Linked DNA regions of Homo sapiens: region 1 is linked to region 2. A link is a contact called in ENCODE Hi-C or POLR2A ChIA-PET data. All regions are on one chromosome and are shown on one strand. Each heading gives the region's core, a stretch centred on a gene start or an enhancer-like site at or near the end of the contact. The rest is flanking DNA. Distances are from core to core; before and after follow the strand shown. Region 1 holds the start of TFAP2A-AS2 (TFAP2A antisense RNA 2). Region 2 has its middle 240 kb from the start of TFAP2A-AS2.

What was found. Hi-C counts contacts between places; a loop is a spot of excess contacts on that map. ChIA-PET counts read pairs that join two places held with the same protein, here RNA polymerase II (POLR2A). Pooled maps may share reads with other maps.
Region 1: a map of mammary epithelial cell shows a loop between it and region 2 (6-fold over the local background). The contact joins the promoter of TFAP2A-AS2 here to the enhancer-like site in region 2. A Hi-C loop is called at or near these places in 3 of 168 maps with a recorded cell type or tissue (MCF 10A, PC-9 and mammary epithelial cell) and 3 of 50 pooled maps. POLR2A ChIA-PET finds 5 or more read pairs at or near these places in 3 of 52 experiments (MCF 10A, PC-9 and RWPE1).

Annotation. Positions count from the first base shown.
Region 1 is chr6:10,402,936-10,410,292 of GRCh38, reverse strand. TFAP2A-AS2 (TFAP2A antisense RNA 2) reads right to left here and starts at 5,791. Exons shown (of 1, transcript NR_145448.1): 1 at 2,366-5,791. TFAP2A (transcription factor AP-2 alpha) reads left to right here. Exons shown (of 7, transcript NM_001372066.1): 2 at 1-392; 3 at 3,449-3,500; 4 at 5,554-5,785. RefSeq lists enhancers at 5,510-5,619, 5,430-6,047, 5,843-6,137, 6,050-7,249 and a silencer at 5,750-6,129.
Region 2 is chr6:10,158,733-10,166,063 of GRCh38, reverse strand. It overlaps the pseudogene OFCC1. Among named protein-coding and RNA genes, the nearest start is that of TFAP2A-AS2, 240 kb to the left of the region's middle. Within about 2 kb of position 2,708, at least 5 of the 41 ENCODE cell types and tissues checked have a DNase peak (open chromatin) inside an H3K27ac peak, as active enhancers do; they include PC-9 and mammary epithelial cell, where a contact is called at or near this core.

The DNA.
Region 1 (7,357 bases), core at 4,542-7,041, 240 kb before region 2:
AGCTGGGCACTGTAGGTCAATCTCCCTACACGAGCGCCCCGCCGCTGTCCCACACCCCCAATGCCGACTTCCAGCCCCCATACTTCCCCCCACCCTACCAGCCTATCTACCCCCAGTCGCAAGATCCTTACTCCCACGTCAACGACCCCTACAGCCTGAACCCCCTGCACGCCCAGCCGCAGCCGCAGCACCCAGGCTGGCCCGGCCAGAGGCAGAGCCAGGAGTCTGGGCTCCTGCACACGCACCGGGGGCTGCCTCACCAGCTGTCGGGCCTGGATCCTCGCAGGGACTACAGGCGGCACGAGGACCTCCTGCACGGCCCACACGCGCTCAGCTCAGGACTCGGAGACCTCTCGATCCACTCCTTACCTCACGCCATCGAGGAGGTCCCGGTAAGAGGCCGCGCAACCAGCGCGGGAGGGAACACAGCCCCCTACTTACCTACCCCAGAAAGGATACCTGGAACATACAGTCGGTGGGCCCGGGTTCTCCCTAGTATTTCCTTATAAAAACATTTTATTCGGAGGCGGAGAGTGAGGGACGTTTTGAGGAACCACACAAAGTAGTTGCGAGTTCTACCCCAGAACAATGGTTTCTGGAGCTCCCTCAAACAATGCCTGCATTACCATTTCCACCAACACAGATAAATCAGACGAATGTCACCATTAACAATATCTTCCTCTCGACGACAGTAAACTGTCTCAATTGCTAAAAGATCTACTTCCATCGCTGAGTCTGGCGTGGAGATTTCTCCCTGTCCTGGGAATGATGTTAAATGCAACCAAAAGAGCTCATTAAATGTCCTCAAAATGTAAAAGGAAGTGTAAAAGACACACTAAGATCATTTTAACCGGATTTTATAAGCACAAGTGAAACCTAAAAGTTATGTGTACACCCTATCCTGATTAAAGAAAAACTAAGTAGCAAATCCAAGCAGAGGGACATTAAAATGCAGCCTTCTTCTTACTAGGGGTGCTAAGTGGTGACCTCATAAATCATTAGCTAGGTTCCCAACGCCTATCAGAACCTGCTACACTCCATATTAAATTAAATGTTTCGAGACTATTGGGTAATACATTATTTGAGTTCTAATTTAGTTATCAATAAATGCAGTTTAAAATGATTTCTAAATAAGCATGGCATTAGCACATTTACTATTTACAATGCAAACCAGGCTATTGATAATTTGAAAATACTTTCTGGAATTAAACTTAAACCAGTACCTCTGCTTCAATTCTATATATTTATGGTTTCCTCACAACCCTCCTGAAATGGAATTAGAGCAAGCCAATAATTTTATTAAAGCTGTAAAGGCTTCTGTTAAAGCTGCTTTTCTTTGGAGAGGAAATGTATCTGGATGTGATTTTTACTAAAATGCTATTTCAAATTACTGCATCAAATATTGCAGCAGTATGTCCGTTGACAGTTTAATGATTACTACATTAGATTGTAAGGAAAATGGTCAGATGAACTTACCTCCTTGCTTGGTGAATTTAAAACATTATTTAAGTTCCGTAGGAAAATAGAAAATTTATTACATCTCTCATTTGGCCCAGTTAGTCACTGAAATTTGTTGGTTATGTTTAGCAGCCCTTGCATGGAAGGCAGGAAAGTGGGCACTTGATCCAGTATAAGGTTTAGTGAGCACTGTATGTCTGTATATGTGTGTTCATACTTACATGTTTTTAGAAACTGATACTTAACAGTGCATTTTTTTGGAAGTGAGAGGAGCACTAATTTATATAAGAGCAATTTAAACATGAACTGGGAGTTATGATTATTTTAGTTCCCTTTCCCAAAGCACTCTGAATCTTTTCCTTGCTTGTTCTTTGAAAATATTTGAATTGCAAAATAATGTTGCAAGCTTTTGGAACTACTGTGAATGAGAATTGCTCTACTTTGCAAAAATTTCAAGGTGAATTCTTAACACCTGTATACTCACTCTTTGTGGCAAAATTGGTCAGTAGGAGAAACTAACTAAAAGATTAAACAAAAACAAGGAAACCCAGTTGCTGTTTTTCCCTCTCCCTCCCCCATCTTTTAAGAAAAAAATTCTTTCAAAGGAATTTGGGTCAAGAAAAAGGTTGTTTTCAATTTTTTCCCATTGCTGCAACAGTTAACCTTTAGTAAGTATAACTGCTAAATATTTAAGAAAATCAAATCGATGGTGAAAATTATTTAATCATTAATATCTCAGTGGGGTTTTAAACTTAACAGTCTTCCCTGTATGGACAAGGTCTAGAAATAACACAAATAAAAGTATTATGCCACACTACATTTACTTTATGGGTTTAGGGTGCATGCATAAAGGGATCATATTTCCCCATATAGTTAAAACACAAGAACTGCAGCAGTAGTCATTTCTGAACATTTCTCAATTTAATTATACTTAAATCCAGAAGCACTTTAGGCAAGTTACAAATGAGAGCATTGAGTATAATAAAACCTGTAATAAAGCAACTTAGTACCATCCACCCGGAATCATTGCGATCAGGCACAATTAACAGGAGCATAAATCCAAGACAGAATGGAAAATGTTCGAATCAGTATTATTGTTGGACAAAGACTAGAGAAGGAAGCAATAGTTTTTTAAATGGTAATGCCTGTGTTTGGTAATGATTGCAAAATCTTCTATCTCAGCAGCCCTGGTGCTAATTTGTAAACACAGCCAGACATTATATTGCCTGTCAGTTTCTGCATTAGAAAACATGACTTCATTTTACTTTCTAATCACGTTTTGACTCTAGTGCGCACACGTATACCCATCCATCTGTAAAAAAAAAAAAAAAAAAGAAAAGAAAAAGAAAAACACCCCACACTAACAACAAACCTGCTGTTGGACAACAGGAAAGCAAGCTCAAAGGTTTTTTGGTTTTGGTCATTTTCATATTCCTATCATACCCAGGCTTAGGCAGTAGTCTTTCTAAAAATTTATGTGGAGTTTTCCATAAAGGTGTGTGTGTTTGCTCTTTATTATACTACCTAAACCTTTTCTTTTCCAACACTCTCCTGTTACTCCCGCCCCTGTCATTTCTATTGTGTTTCCCTGGCTTTCGCTGCCTGAACACTGGAATTGCTAAAGTCAGAAGCCGCTGAGGCGCCAATCTAAAGCTAGGTACATTTCTAAATGTTGAACTGACTGAGAATGATTAGGTGCTCCAACACTTGATTTAATTTCCAAAGAAAGTTTTATTCCCCATCTCCACCCCTTTTAAACATGGATTATTTGCTGGAGGAGGAGAAATTGGCCATGGGTGTGCAGTGAAACCTCTTGAGTTGCAAAGCCCCAAATTCCAATAAGCCAAGATGAGATGTTTATATATAAATGTCATTATACGGGAGGGGGAATTTTGATTCTACACCTTCCCCTCCTCCCATCTTGCAGGGAATATTCATTTCCTTTTGTTTTGATGATACACTTACATCCATGTGTATCCTTTTGTTGCAGCATGTAGAAGACCCGGGTATTAACATCCCAGATCAAACTGTAATTAAGAAAGGTAAGCCATTTCCTTCTGCATTCCAAGCATGTCCTTACAGGCAGAGTGCTATTTAAAAGAACTTGCAGAGATGTGTTTATTTTTTCCAAATAGGATTTCCTAAAGGCTCAGAATTAGCAAATAGATAGGCACAGAACAGCAATGCTTAAATAATCAGCCTTCAGTATGTTGGTAATGCCAACAGGCTAGCTTTGTTCTGACTCATGATTTGACCATTTAATTTAGTTTAATGATATTTGGACAAACACACAAAATGTACAGTAGTTGAACTGATTTGGAAGTGGCATTTCAATTTTGAAACAGTTTGATAGTTTAATCCATTGCCTGGATGAAGGTTAAGAAGTGTATAATGCTAAAATAGTACAAATAATTTAACATTAATGTAAGAACAGATGATAAGAAGCACTCTTTAGTAGAGGAAAAAAACATTCATGTTCTTCAATTTAGTTTCTTGTTAGCTGTTTAAGGGTCTTAGAACTTTGTGAATTAGGTTAACAAAATTTTAGCTTTTGGTTAAAATTAGTATCTTGAAGATGGGAGGAATATTAGCATACTTGTTCAGAGGAGAAATTGTTAGAAAAGTGTCAAGTGATTTGCATGGATTTGTAATCTGTATTGTGTTTAGTGAGTAGAAATAAAGTTTACTGAATTAAATGCTATTCACTCTTGGTAGCAGCTTTTTTTTTGGTTATGGTGGCAATGTTACATTTCAGGATTCTAGGCACCACCAGAGGACGATGCTATATAAAACTGTTCTCATTTCTAACCCCAATCAGTATATTGTTAGCTAGTTTAAAGTTTCATTTTTGCATCTGTGAAGTCTTTGTCACGTCAAATTAGATGTGCAAGGGATAAATCTTAAGAGATGCTCTTTCCAAGTCGACATGATAATTGGCTCTTTTATTAGTAATCTCTCAAGAGTTCGTTTAACTCCTATTGTCTCTATTAGCCTCCCCAGAGCTATTAATGTCACAAGTGATCTATCCAAAACCTAGAGCCCCCCACCTCCCTATACCTCTAGCATATCCCCATTAAAGAACGCATAAGGAACACTGTGATGAGATTGTGTGCATATGATGTCTCCAAATGGAATTTTAAAATACAATGCATACTGTACTTAAATGGTTGTGAATGCATCTGAATTACACTGGTGCTGAGAAACGTAATGCATTAGTATACTTTCTGCAGGTCTTCTATTTTTTTTTTTTCTAACAGTGGTGAGTCCAGCAATAAAGAGCTTATGGTTTTAACTAGGAAGTATATATACCCACTTTCCCAATAAAGGCGCTTTAGCAGAGGACTGTTAAGTATTTACTTAACAAAAGGGCACATTGCTAGTATTCCACTGTAGGCCTGTTCTTCCCTCCCCACTCCGCAGTTCAAAACTGGCCTTGGAATGGATCTCCAAAACTGAGACGTTTTCAAAATTGAACATAGGAAAGGGCCTATTTATCAAAAAGACGGGACGTGTGGTGTGGACAACAAAATCCACCACTTCCCAGCGTGGTGCCTCAATTAAAACGCTCGTTTACAGGGTGCTTTAGCCATCTAAATTGTCGGCTGATTTTAATAATGGGTCTTTGAAGCAGTTTTTCCCCGACACTAAAACCCCACCCAGCAAAACCCCTGAAGTACAAGTAACTTGCTCTCGGTTTGCAAATGTAATTCCCTCCCCTGCACCCTGAACCCGTGGTCCTGGACCTCATCTGGGGCCCACTCCGCTCGGATGCTCAGCGCCTCAGGGGTCACCAATTTCACCACCCATCTCTAGAGAGCACCCTTGACGGCGAAGGGGAAAGGGTCAAGGCAGAAACGCAGGCCAGGCTGGCTGGGGGAGGGCAGGGCCGCCTCCCGGCCGCCGGGTGAGGTAGGGAAGGGCTCGAGCCCGAGGAAGGGAAGTAGCAGAGCCACAGAATTTCAGAGCCGGACGGAAAAGCGGGGACTGTGGCCCAAAGCCTGGGATCCGGCCCTGGCCGGGATGAGGGCCGGGGTCGGGCAGGATTTGGGGGTGATCCACGACGCCCAACACGCGGCCTCCCCTCTGTCTCCGCAGGCCCCGTGTCCCTGTCCAAGTCCAACAGCAATGCCGTCTCCGCCATCCCTATTAACAAGGACAACCTCTTCGGCGGCGTGGTGAACCCCAACGAAGTCTTCTGTTCAGTTCCGGGTCGCCTCTCGCTCCTCAGCTCCACCTCGAAGTACAAGGTCACGGTGGCGGAAGTGCAGCGGCGGCTCTCACCACCCGAGTGTCTCAACGCGTCGCTGCTGGGCGGAGTGCTCCGGAGGTGAGGCCCGGCACGGCCCCGCCCGCCCCGCCCCGCGGCCGGGGGAACCACTGCGCTTGCGCCGGGGCGGTGGCGGCGACGCAAACAGGCCTCGCGCCGCGGCCCTCCCTACGCGGGAAAGGAAAGGGGGCGGGGAGAAGAGCGTAGAGCCAAGTGGGCGGGATCTGGGGGCGGGGGAGCGGGCGATGCGGCGCGCGCCTGCGCTCTCCGCTGCTTTCCCGCGAGCGAGTTCTGGTGCGCGCTTCGTTCGCTGCCGCGCGCTCGCGGAGTCCTCCGCTCCGCCCTCCTCCTCGCGCAAGCGCAGCTCGCTCCGCCGCGGGCTCAATCCCGGCCACTGCAGCCGCGGGGCGCCGTACAGCCACCTTTTCCCTCTTCGCGCACACCTTGCAAGCCCAGGAAAAGTTCCTCTCAGGCTCCTCGCTTTGCCTTACCTCTCTGAGTAGGGTCTCCGAGGGTAACCGGTCGTGCCTTGTATAGGGTTTTAATAGAATGGCTTTTAACTAAAGGAAGAGAATGGTTGTCCTCTTGAGTCCGCACGCCATGCTTTCCGGTCGCTGTCATCTCCAGACCCCCATACTATAGGCGTTTGCATATGATGATGATTCCCAATTTACTGAGGCCCTGATGTGTGCCAGGCTGCGTGCGAGCATGTTTACGTGCATTGTGTGTAGTCACTACCAAGGAATGCATCTGTTACATACATAGCCAGGGATTCTTACCTCACCCCTGCGAGGTTTGAGTGATTCATTTAGTAGATAAGATTTTATAAGGGTCAGCAAGGTAAAGCACCTTCCCTTAGGGCAGTTTTCTCCCTGCTGTGGGCTTCCTACCCCTAGGATTCCACTGCACGTTGTGAGTTGTGGGGCTTGTGTTGAACTTACCCGGATAATGTTTCTTCTCTTCTTTAATAATACTGAGAACTTCATTGTTTTGACTGTTATTCATTTACTTATGTGTTGATAGACCCACAGTTCCTTTCTAGTGGCTATATCCCGCACAAAGCCTATAAAGATCATTTTTTGGAAGGGTTTAACATCAACCATTCTAGTCTTTTCTTCCTCCTGCACAGTCATTTTGCTTTCCCTTTGTAGTCTTTCACTGACACAGATCTTTTCCTTGCCCTCTGCTTTTTCCTTCCCTTCCCCCATCCCCAATATTGGAGACTGTTTACCTAGGGGAGTATAATCTAATCCACACAATTAAAGAGCACTTGAGTAGGGAATAAAATCTGAAATTAATTAATTTGCTGTTTTATTTAAACAATTTATCTTAACCACTTTCTGATTATGGGATTCTATTTAGACATCTGTTTAGAACTGCCTCCATTGTCTCTGAAATCAGTGAAACTTTTAGGGCTGATATCAGCTTTTGACATTTCCAGTTAGGCTGGTGACATGGCACGTAAACAGTTGGCGAAACGAATTTCCCTTTGGGGCTAGAGCCAGAGCAAGAAACGTGAGAGTGATGATAACTTTGGTTACTCGGAACAACCTAACAGCATATCTTGCAAAGACAGTTTTAAAGACCCCATTGGGATTGGTGTGATTGTAACAGCAGAGAAAATATACAGGA
Region 2 (7,331 bases), core at 1,459-3,958:
ATTCAATTTGTCTAAGGTTTTTCTTTTAACATAGAAATGGCTTCCATTATAAACTGTGGTTTGCATAATCTTGGCTCTGGGTTTTCTATGAATTTGTGATCAGTTTCAGTGTGAAAAAGTCTGGCGCTCCCTCACCCTTTCACTAACGGTGTGATGATAGCTGAGGTGAAGAGATGGGTTCTGAGGCTGGAAAGATCAGAGACCAAGGTGGTCTTGGTGTGGGAGGTAATAAATACATCCAGCTGAGGGTACCTGGGTGAGAAGGAGCGCAGACCCTTCCCTCAGGCCAGGGGAGTCCAAGACTGAAACTAGTACTGAGAAAGAATAAACCCAAATTTATATGAGAAGACAGAAGCAGCTCCTTTATTACAGCCCTACAGTTATGACAAATGAAGACATATCCAAGAACAGATAATGAAAAATTTTGAATTATTGCCATTGTTTCTCATATTCCTGAGACTCTTGAATTAATATAGCAAACCAAGTCTGAAGATAAAAAGCCAGAAGCTTTATCAAATACATTATGTCTGGCAGAAAGTCTACACTGAACTAACTCAATGTCCAAGTAGTGGCTTGGGTTTTGTGTAAGAAGTGGCATGGATTTTCCTGGGAGGTCTTAATTTGCTTATCTCTTCATTTGAAGCCAAAGTGTATAACTACAGATGACTTCTGTACTTTTTCTATTGGGTTGTTATATTTATTTCTTCTTTATTTCTGATTTAGTTTACTTTCTGGAGGAAGCAGGAAGTTCTTTTCTCTAGATCTCAAGAACATTTATCCATAATGGAAAGGGAGAAGGAATAAATTTAATGATAAATCTTGAGTAGCAGTGTCTCTAAAAAGTAGCTTTTAAGTATCTATCTGTGCAGAAAGCTCATCTTGGGCAAGAGTTAGGCATTATGTAGATTATAAAATATATGCAGTAGAATAAATGCTTTAACTTTACACTGAAATTGTTTTAAAGACCAGCTTTAATTCCAGATTTATTCTGTTGTTTTCATTGCTATACAAATAAGAATATAATATTTTCTTTCTCATTTGATTCCCATTGTATATAAATCTCCACAATAATATGAATTGCTATTTTCATAGCCAATTTTTAATTTTTAATATTTTTTAAAACATAGAATTATACATTTGGTAAAGAGTTAGGATTTATACCTTATAGACCAGGAACTGTTTCCTGATTTTGAAAAAATTTCTTCTGGCTGTTTTTATATATTGATGTATGGAAAATGTAACTTGCTCTTTTTCTGTTTCTAAGTGTCTTCATATTCGTGGTTGTATTTTTATCAGTAAAATATAATTTGTTTACAATTATCTAATTTCTGATTGTCATGATCCATTTCTTACAGGAAAGCTATTTATCAACAAAAGCAAAAACACAGTATATCGAAAGCATGTAATCACTTTATGTTTGAAGATAAAGTTAAGGTTATGGAAGAGTTTTCTAAGATTCTGCTGAGTGGAGTAGAGAAAAATAAAAAGGTGCAATAACCCTATTTTAATAAAATCTTTTTCCTTGCTGTTAGTATTGTGGTTATACAATAGGTTAATTCAACATACATGGAGGCTTATGGTTCTTAAATATAGAAATTGTTCCATTGCTAATTTCCCCAAAGAGATTACTGCAGTAAATGCTGTGAAATGTATATTAAAAGCAATACATAAAACAGGTCTAGCCCTTAATAATTCCTCTCAAACCCGAAGATCTTTAAGTTCTGTTGTTATACTGTTGAGCTTGCAAAACAAACAAACAAACAAAACAGTCACCACCTAAAAATCTTATTAAAGTAAAATGAAATGATAATCTGAAAATGACAACCTATTTTTTCCCCTTTTCCTTTCCTTCCTTAAACTTAACCTAAACTGTTTTTCTTTTTCTTTCCTGGTAGTTTTAAATACTAAAGGACAACTAAGTACCTTCATTTTAATATTCATTATTTCTCTTATAGTCTCATAAGGAAACAATAATAGATTCATTTTTTAAAGCCCTAACTATGATGTGATAAAGTTAAAAAGCCACTGGTATTTTCCAGGTTTAAATGTGATCTTTAAAATAATTTAGATGTGCATCTGTGTGTTTTGTTGGTGTGCAACATGTTTTCCGTGAACAACACAACAGCTAAATCAACTCTGCATGATTTTACCTCCTTTCGGCACTCATGCATTTATAAATAAATTATATCAGCTGTGTACCTACTTTGTCACTTTCCACCATGAGCTCACACAACTCACCGTACAGCAGACATTTGCAAAAGCGGGTGTTAAATTTAGACCAAGTTCCAGGAAAAGCAGTTGACTTTCTTACCTCAAGGCATAAAATCATAGGCCCTTTGCCAGGTTTGTGGACACTTCATTCTTTACTAAGCTAACTTCTCTCTCCGCTCACCTCTGTTCTTTTCTCCCTCTCCCTGTCTCCCAGGGCCACTCTGGAAGAAGAAAGAACCACCCAGTTGAGCTGGTCATTCACTTGTAGGCATTAGAATGGCAGAGCTGTCACCTGTGGGCTGTTTAGGCTGCAAACATTACTAAGCTGCTTTACAGAAAGTTATGTAAAGAGCTGTTAATGTTCTCTGAAGACTTTCCTGCCATGCTGGCTGTACAGGCGTTTGGAAAGAGGCAGGTCGAGACGTGTGTGGACGCTACCCCTCGCTATTTATGAGCTGAGCAGCTTGCGGTGAAAAGCTGTCATTTTCCCCCTGGGTGTGTAGAACCAGTTTCTCCGGCATGCCAGGCCACGAAGCTGAGGCTTATCCAAAAGGAGGGGCGGGGAGGAGGGCTGCAAGGAAAGCCAGAGATGTATCACTTGTTTAAGCTCTGAGTGGGGAGAGAAAGTGAGGATAAAAAGAAGAAAGGAAAAACTATCTTAGAAAGTTCTCTCAATTATCTGTGGTTTCCTATGGTGGAAACATCTTCTCTTTTCATTCAGTGGAAGTGGAGGGAAATGTGGGAATTAAGTTATGTGGAGAAGAAGCAGGATTTACTCACAAGCTCACTGGCTGGACCAAGTCATTGGCAGAGATAATTCCCGATCGACTTTCGTCCCTTACAGATTAAATTTATCTAGAAAAATCTCAAAGTTATCCAAACTGACTAAAAATGCCCTTTTCTATTCTGGAAAAGATTTGAATCATCCAAAAGGAATAAAAATGCCCTTTCCTATTTTGGAGAAGATCTGAATCAACATCTAAACTAACCCCATTTGAATTTTTAAATGGTATATATAGTAGTACATTGGTATGTAACCAGGGACCCCAAACCTGTGCTGTCACCGTAGGGTAGAAAAAAATGTAAACATAACAGGTTACAACAAAAAACCCTTCTTTTTCACTTGCCTGCAAAGTCTAGGCCGTTGAAATTCTTTAGCAGGCCTGCCTGCACTTTTCATAATGCTGTATATAGGCAAATAGGCCAGGCATTGATCACAAAATGGACTTGTAAATGACTGTGCCTGCTGGTATAAATCAGTGCCACCCAACAAAACAGAGGAGCCAGACCATAGTGTGGTTGTTGCTTTTCTTGAATTTTCTTAATATATCTGTTTTTTTTTAATGATTCTAACTGTCAACTGGGATTATTAGACTGCATAATGATATTTTTTATGTCCAAACACATGAATAAAATTACTTTTTCCCCATGTATATTATGGTTATACATGCTTTCTGAAAGTAAATTAACATAGAAATAAATCTGTGATGTCAAGAATATGCATTAACCTGTTTGGGCCTTATAAATATGTAAAAATAGCACCTAGTGCTTTGCCTCTCTGTGGTAGGGTAATATCTTATCCTGAATCTAGAACTGGACATTTTGTATATTAGAATATACAAATTCTAATTCATTCATATGTGGAAGCCCTGATCCCTCAGTGTGAGGGTACTATATTTACTCAATGCAATTTAATAATAATTTAAGAAAATATTGCGTGTTTGGTTTTGTACCTGGTGCTCAAGGGAATACGGTGAAGACTGTCATGTGGTCTTACCTTTTTAAGGCTTATCATCTTGCCTTAGACGTGACTAGTGTATTGTTACCTGGGCTGTTGCATCTGATTCTACTTTGCCTTTATTCTACTTCCAAACTGTTCTTCACACGTCTTCTAAAGAAATTCATCTTAGCTTTCTTCCCTCTTCCCCTCTTATTGGTAGAGAAGATCCTCATTGTCACTCCCCTTTGGGGCCCAGCGCTCTGACCACACAAGCTGTCACAGTGGCTTTCACGCTCGCGGCTCACTTATCTCCGAATATTTGTGTGTGCTGTTCCCGCTGCCTGCTTTTCCACATCTAACTCCATCCACCTGGGAAAAGTCTTCCTCATTCCTTAAGGAATCTGCTCATGCAGCACTTGTTTTTTGAACAAGACCTTTCCTGCTGCCTTCCCTCCCTGGCAGGACTCGATCTTCAGAGTCCTCCTCCTCCTCCTCCTTAACTACTCTTCTCAGAGCTCTTCACATGTTCTTTGAGTGTCTTTGGTGTGCTTGTCAGTATCCTTGACTGGCCTAAGTGCTCTTGGTGGCCAGGATTTTTGTCTTATTCAATCTTTGTGCTACCACCACATAGCACATCTGGGTAGACACTCCACAAATGTCTGCTGAATGCACAGTCCCTTCATCACCTGAAAAATGATTTTCAAACAACACTAAGTCTACATATAGTTTTCTAGGATCGCGAAGGCTAGAAGAAAACTGATTTACTCAAAGTATCTAAATTGGTTCTGGCTTCGTCTTTGTCTCTTCCTGCCTTCTTTACCTTTATCTACTGACTGCTTCTCATGACAGTGAACAAGTCCCATGAACCAAACCACCTCTTTCCCCAGCTTATGCTCTATAACAGCTCCCATCATCCTTAGAATAAAATGAAGGCCTTACCTTGGCCTACAAGGCCCCCTGCAATTTGTCCTCCCAATCCCCCCAACCTCATGCTGTATTCTCCCCATCATACACTGCGTTCCAGACACAGGAACCTCTTTTGGTTCCTAGAACATGCTAGCCTCTATTCTGCCTGGAGCTCTTCACACCTGCTGTTCCATCTGCTGGAACACTCTTGCATTTTCCACAGGGCAGGCTTCTTATCTTTCAGGTATCAGCTTCAATGTCACCTTTTCAGAAGCCTTTCCTAATCACCTCTTCCCCATCCTTTTCTCTAGGACTACATCTGTTTTTGTCCTTCAAAGCCAAATCACAAGTGATTGATTTGTTTGTATTTACTTTCTTCTTTGTTTGTTTGTTTATTCATTGCCTCTTCCTTTCTCCCATTAAACTGTGAGCTCCTTGAGGACAGGGACCATATCTGTTTTTTCCTGCTGAATTCTCCAAGGCCTACGACTGCACCAGGCACAGAGTAAATGATAAGAAATATTTCTTGAATGTCAAGTGAATAATCAATCCAAAGCAAACTTGTAAAGGGCTTCGTGATATACATACATTCTCACAACAACCAAATGAAATAAACGTGTAAAGTGCTAAAATTACTCCAGTGTTATTTTGGGCTAAATATTTGTGTCCCTTCCACCAAATTTGTATGTCGAAGCCCTGATCCCTCAGTGTGATAATATTAAAAGTCCTTTGGGAGGTAGTTAGGGTTAAATGAGGTCACAAGAGTGAGGCCTTCATGATGGGATTAGTGCCCTTATAAGAAGAAGAAGTCAGAGAGAGATGGATCTCTCTCTCTCCACAATAGGACACCATGGAAAGCCTACATTAGCACACAGCAAGAAGACAGCTGTCTGCAAACCTGGAAGACAGCCCTCACCAGAACCCAACCATGCTGGCACCTTGATCTCAGAAAATAAATGTCTGTTGTATAAGCCATCCAGCCTGTGGTATTTTGCTATAGCAGTCCCAGCTGACTAACAGATGTGTTTACATGAGCAGACCTCAAGCATTTTGGCCAGTCCTTCTTTCTATGATGATTTTGATGGTTAACCTGATGGAAAATGTCTTTGGTATCTTCCTTTCCTATTTCAAACTTGCAGGCATTCTCCAGCCTCTGTTGCTATGTTCTGTGTGCTCATATTCACTTCCCTCTCTTCACACAAACTGATATAACTCACCCAGCACACACAACCATCATGGAAAGACCTGAGCTCCCACTCAACCTAACACTAATGTTATGTCAAATGAGATCTTGTAGGGATATTTTAAAAGGAGAGTTTTACAAGTATCTTGGGCTGTGAAAAAGGGGTCTCTAGGTCAATTTGTTGGAATAATCTTCCAATCTTTTAAACAAATATGATGAGCAAAGGGAGCATCACACATTGACCTGGATATAGTAGCAGGAAGAATATCCTCATGTTCTTCAACTCTGTTTACACAAATAGGCATTATCCTAAAATGAGTAATGCTAGGAAATAAGTAAATAAGTTCCAATTTACGGTTGGTCATTCTTCCCCTTCACTCCATTTTTTTTGTATTTATCAATAACTCAGGTATTTTATTTTTAAGAAAATAGTCAAATACCTCTAACCTTTCTCAGGCCATTCAAGATTAAGCAAGGTTTGGGGCTCAAATGGTCTGGGTGACCACTGAACTCATGTGGCCTTTCTGCTATTAATGCTTTCCAGAAAAACAACAACAGAATCAATATGACTACTGAGAATACATTTTTAAAAATTAACGTGACATCTTGGATCTTATAAGAGTCAAGCCCTTCAGGAAATAAACCATGAGGTAAGTGATCGCCCAGTGATTCCATGTTCATCTCTCTGGGATCTGCTGAGAATTAAAGGTGATTCTTAGGGCAAACACAGCATTATCAAAAGGCTGTAGCAGCTAGAGCAGGTGAAGGAAACAAACAAAAACAAAAAGCAAAAAACCAAAACCAGACTAGGCCATGCGGCATGCACCGTAAACTGAGCTTTAGCTTTGCTTCCAAATGCCAGAGAACACCTGTCCACACTGGGGACCCGGCACACATTTTCTTCCTGGCGCAGCACACCAGATGCCCAGCTCTCATTAAGGAGAAGTTTGTCTGACAGTCTTTGCCTTGCTGTAATTCTTATCCCACTCTGAATTCCTCTAGCAAACATTGATTGAAAGCTCTCCATATGCCAGGCACCACACAGCTCTGCAAACCTCCCTTGGATCCTACCTTTGGAGTAGGAGAGGCAAGGTACAGAGAGGGTGAGAAGGCAGAGTATTTGCTGTTTAACCAGTTTTTGATTGGAAAGACTTTCAATCAGGCATTAAATTTATCAAGCTTTTGCTGTGGGTCTGACAGGCACTGGGTGAGTTCATGTGGCCCTTGCTCTTGAAAGGTCACAGTCTGGGTATAGACTTAACTGTAGGATGTATTTTTCAAGGAAAGAAGCAAAGTATAGAACAGCATGGA